2 separate regions of the Homo sapiens genome follow, and region 1 is linked to region 2. Evidence: chromatin loops called from intact Hi-C (ENCODE). Cell type or tissue: HepG2. All regions are shown on one strand. Region 1 overlaps DOCK7 (dedicator of cytokinesis 7). Region 2 overlaps DOCK7 (dedicator of cytokinesis 7).

What was found. A loop is a pair of places that touch in the nucleus more often than their neighbours do. Peaks named below come from ENCODE experiments on the same cell type or tissue, not always from the same donor. Only the 100,000 strongest peaks of a DNase experiment are listed, where the experiment ranks them.
Region 1: a loop joins it to region 2, with 8 times the contacts of the local background. A loop is called at or near these places in 1 of 110 quality-filtered maps.

The regions. Positions count from the first base shown.
Region 1 is chr1:62,563,722-62,566,221 of GRCh38, reverse strand. The region is part of intron 18 of DOCK7 (dedicator of cytokinesis 7); the gene reads left to right. Among named protein-coding and RNA genes, the nearest start is that of ANGPTL3, 33 kb to the left of the region's middle. In HepG2, no CTCF peak of the experiment used is centred here; no DNase peak of the experiment used is centred here.
Region 2 is chr1:62,613,030-62,615,529 of GRCh38, reverse strand. All of the region lies in intron 14 of DOCK7 (dedicator of cytokinesis 7), which reads left to right. Among named protein-coding and RNA genes, the nearest start is that of ANGPTL3, 17 kb to the right of the region's middle. In HepG2, no CTCF peak of the experiment used is centred here; a DNase peak (open chromatin) is centred at 1,439.

The DNA.
Region 1 (2,500 bases), 49 kb after region 2:
TTTTTGGTTCCATGTGAAGTTTAGTTTTTCCAGTTCTCTGAAGAAAGTCAATGGTAGCTTGATGGGGATGGCATTGAATCTGTAAATTACTTTGGGCAGTATGGCCATTTTCCTGATACTGATTCTTCCTATCCATGAGCATGGAATGTTTTTCCATTTATTTGTGTCCTTTCTTATTTCCTTGAGCAGTAATGTGTAGTTCTCCTTGAAGAGGTCCTTCATACCCCTTGTAAATTGTATTCCTGGGTATTTTATTCTCTTTGTAGCAATTGTGAATGGGAGTTCACTCATGATTTGGCTCTCTGCCTGTTATTGGTGTATAGGAATGCTTGTGATTTTTGCACATTGATTTTGTATCCTGAGACTTTGCTGAAGTTGCTTATCAGCTTAAGGAGATTTTGGGCTGAGACAATGGGGTTTTCTAAAAATACAATCATGTCATCTGCAGAGACAATTTGACTTCCTCTTTTCCTATTTGAATACCTTTATTTCTTTCTCTTGCCTGATTGCCCTAGCCAGAACTTCCAATACTGTGTTGAATAGGAGTGGTGAGAGAGGGCATCCTTGTCTTGTGCCAGTTTTCAAAGGGGATGCTTCCAGTTTTCGCCTATTCAGTATGGTATTGGCTGTGGGTTTGTCTTAAATAGCTCTTATTATTTTGAGATATGTTCCATCAATACCTAGTTTATTGAGAGTTTTTAGCATGAAGGGGTGTTGAATTTTGTTGAAGGCCTTCTCTGCATCTATTGAGATAATCATGTGGTTTTTGTCATTGGTTCTGTTTATGTGATGGATTACGTTTATTTATTTGCGTATGTTGAACCAACCTTGCATCCCAGGGATGAAGCTGACTTGATCGTGGTGGATAAGCTTTTTGGTGTGCTGCTGCATTCGGTTTGCCAGTATTTTATTGAGGATTTTCACATCGATGTTGATCAGGGATATTTTCTTTTCTTTTGAAAAGAAAATTCTTTTTTTGTTGTGTCTCTGCCAGGTTTTGGTATCAGGATGATGCTGGCCTCATAAAATGAGTTAGGGAGGAGTCCCTCTTTTTCTGTTGTTTGGAATAGTTTCAGAAGGAATGGTACCAGCTTTTCTTTGCACCTCTGGTAGAATTCAGCTATGAATCCTTCTGGTCCTGGACTTTTTTTGTTGGTAGGCTATTAATTACTGCCTCAGTTTCAGAACTTGAATATTGGTCTCTTCAGGGATTCGACTTCTTCCTGGTTTAGACTTGGGAGGGTGTATGTATCCAGGAATTTATTCATTTCTTCTAGATTTTCTAGTTTATTTGCATAGAGGTGTTTATAGTATTCCCTGATGGCATTTTGTATTTCTGTTGGATCAGTGGTGATATCCCCTTTATCGTTTTTTATTGCATCTATTTGATTCATCTCTCTTTTGTTCTTTATTAGTCTGGCTTGTGGTCTATTTTGTTGATCTTTTCCAAAAACCAGCTCCTGGATTCATTGATTTTTTTGAAGGGTTTTTCATGACTCTATCTCCTTCAGTTCTGCTCTGATCTTAGTTATTTCTTGTCTTCTGCTAGCTTTTGACTTTATTTACTCTTGCTTCTCTAGTTCTTTTAATTGTGATGTTAGGGTGTCAATTTTAGATCTTTCCTGCTTTCTCTTGTGGTCATTTAGTGCTATAAATTTCCCTCTCCACACTGCTTTAAATGTGTCCCAGAGATTCTGGTACGTTGTGTCTTTGTTCTCATTGGTTTCAAGGAACATCTATTTCTGCCTTCCTTTCATTATTTACCCAGTAGTCATTCAGGAGCAAGTTGTTCAGTTTCCATGTAGTTGAGTGAGTTTCTTAATCCTGAGTTCTAATTTGATTGCACTGTGGTCTGAGAGACTGTTATGATTTCCTTTCTTTTGCCTTTTCTGAGGAGTGTTTTACTTCAAATTATGTGGTCAATTTTAGAATAAGTGTGATGAGGTGCTGAGAAGAATGTATATTCTGTTGATTTGTTGTGGAGAGTTCCGTAGATGTCTATTAGGTCCGCTTGGTCCAGAGCTGAGTTCAGGTCCTGAATACCCTTGTTAATTTTCTGTCTTGTTGATCTAATATTGACAGTGGGGTGTTAAAGTCTCCCACCGTTATTGTGTGGGAGTCTAAGTGTCTTTGTAGGTCTCTAATAACTTGCTTTATGAATCTGGGTGCTCTTCTATTGGGTGCATATATATTTAGGTTAGTTAGCTCTTGTTATTGCATTGATCCCTTTACCATTATGTAATGCCCTTCTTTGTCTCTGTTGATCTTTGTTGGTTTAAAGTCAGTTTTATCAGAGACTAGGATTACAACGCCTGCCTTTTTTTTTTTTTTTTTTTTTTTTTTTTTTTTTTTTTTTTTGCTTGGTAAATATTCCTCCATCCCTTTATTTTGAGCCTATGTGTGCCTTTGGCCATGAGGTGGGTCTCCTGAATACAGCACAGTGATGGGTCTTGACTCTTTATCCAGTTTGCCAGTCTGTGTCTTTTAATTGAGGCATTTA
Region 2 (2,500 bases):
TAACCTTATTCCTCCTTATATACAGTTTGTAAGGAACTTATATAAAATGCTTTAACCTGTTAACAGACATTGGTTAAATGTGATATAGAATGTCAAGGCTAAGTTTCTTAGTTTATGGAAATGATCCTAGTGCTCTGTTAGTAGCAAGTACCAGTGAGAACTGTTGGAGCAAAAAGGATGCATTATTTTAAGAAAGCGATTAATAATTTTCTAGTATAAGAGTATCCTCAGTGAAGTAGAGAAAATTAGATACTACATGAAAATTCAGAAGTAGAATTGTGATTACTATACTTGGTTGACTTTTTTCCTGTTGTTACTGTTTTGCCAAATAGTTTCTTTAACAAAATATGATTATAAAGTTGACCATTCCCTTTTAAAAATAATCTCCAAATTACATAAAGAAATAATAATTTTTGTGTTACTTGAAATGGTACGACTATATGTGTAGCTTATGAAAAATTGGGAGATGGGCTCTCGTAACCTGTATTTTGTAACCATGTTTCATTTTTAGGAATTACAGTAAGTTCTCACTTAAAATTGTTAATAGGTTCTTGGAAACTAAGGTTTTAAGCTAAATGACATGTGACGAAACCATTTTTTTTCCAGTCAATGTTATAACAAAACAATGCTGAACAAAATGATATTATTCAAGAACCTGCTGCACATGGTCCTTAAAGTCCTTCTCTTAAAGTCACAGTTTCCAAGAACATTATCCAGTGTCACAGTAGCTATGACATTAGGTGAGGACTTACTGTATTTAAAATTGAGGAATGATTTTTCCTTCCTTTAACATGGGTATAATAAAAGTACCTATATCTTAGAAATCTATGGGGATTAAATATGTGTAAAGTGCATGTCACAAAGTAATGCAGTACATATTAAATGCTCAATAGAAGTTGTTATTGTTTTTGGCTTTATTAGATTACATTTACTCATGCACTATACAACTTGAGAGAGATTGGTTTGAAAAGCATGAGGGTACTAGGCATCTGGGGTATAATTGGATAAGAGAATTATTTTAAAAGGGAGATTATCAGAGTCAATATTGGCCTGCTTTGTATTATTAGACCATCAATGTCCATGGGACCTTAAAACCAAATCATTAAAAGTTGTTTATTCTATTTGATGCTGTTAGAAAAACTTGGCCTTATGGACAGCTTATATGTTTAGGAACTGATAGTTTATTTTAAAAAAAAACAAAAACCTTAAGCATATCTAGAAACCTAGCATAGGTAGAAATAATTTTGGAATGACGAAAAGGGATGTATGACAACCTCAGCAGCTGACAGCTAATATACAAATATCATCAATAATTTACAGAAAGTTCCATAAATATTTGCTAACTGAATGGTTATGCTGGATCATGGTGATGATAATCTTTTAGCTCATTTGGATTCTTTTTGCCTTCTCAGGAATGTTTCAGGATAAGACATAATTTGTGATAATACATACCAGTGGTCACTATACAAATATTTGTGTACACATTTTCCCAGTGAATAATGTTAAAAAAAAGGAAGATAAAGTTGACACTAGGGCTCCTTTTAGTTTATATATGGCCATTATCTATTAACTCTGATAGCAGCCTGCACAGAACCAATGTGGTTATCCCTATTTTATAGATGACAAAGCTGAAGTTCAGGGGGTTCAAATTTATATCTGAAAAAAATAGGAATTTAAGCATTGTTCATGTGTGTTTTAAGAAAATATTTCCATATTGTATTTAGTTTTAGTGAGAAACTTGAGAGGATTGTAAAGGGTCTCATAGGGAAAAAATTAAAAACTGCATGAATATAGGGGGAATGAATGGACATCATTGAAGCATTTGACTGAGTTGAGAAATCGTAGGAAAGAGAACTGTATTCTGAAAGTGACAGATTTCCTATACACCTTTCACTTCTCATTTTTATGTTCGTTATCAGATAATTCAGAGAAAGCTGTCTAAAGAGGTCTATATTAGTTTAATTTACTTTTATTATGTACACTTTAAAAAATATTCTTTTGAAGATGTTGAGTCTTCTTAAAGACTTAAATCTGTTATTTAAGTTATACCTGAAGCTAGAGATTTTCACCTTTAAATAACAAACTCTGTCGTTCCCCGCGCCTCCCTACCTCCCACACACAGCTGGTCACATTTATTTGCATAGGGTTAACTGAAGAGGGGCCTGATCTTTTCAAATTCTCTACAGGGGTAGATGAAGATACACAAATATATGGTAGTTTCTAACAATCAGAAAATGAATGACTTGTTTCTTACTGCACCATACAAGTGGGGTTTACATCAAATTCTTGCTTTATCAAGGAAGTACTTACCCTATCACAGTATTTTAGAAAAAGTACTAGTGTAATTGTTAACATTAAGTAAACCAAATAAAGATCTTTCTCAATGGTGAAAAAAATCTTTTATTGGATATTTGAAATCATCTGAAAGTTAGGTAATAGATTGTATGCAATGTTACTTGTGTTCCAAATTTTTACTTGATCACCACTGTTGTATTTGAGT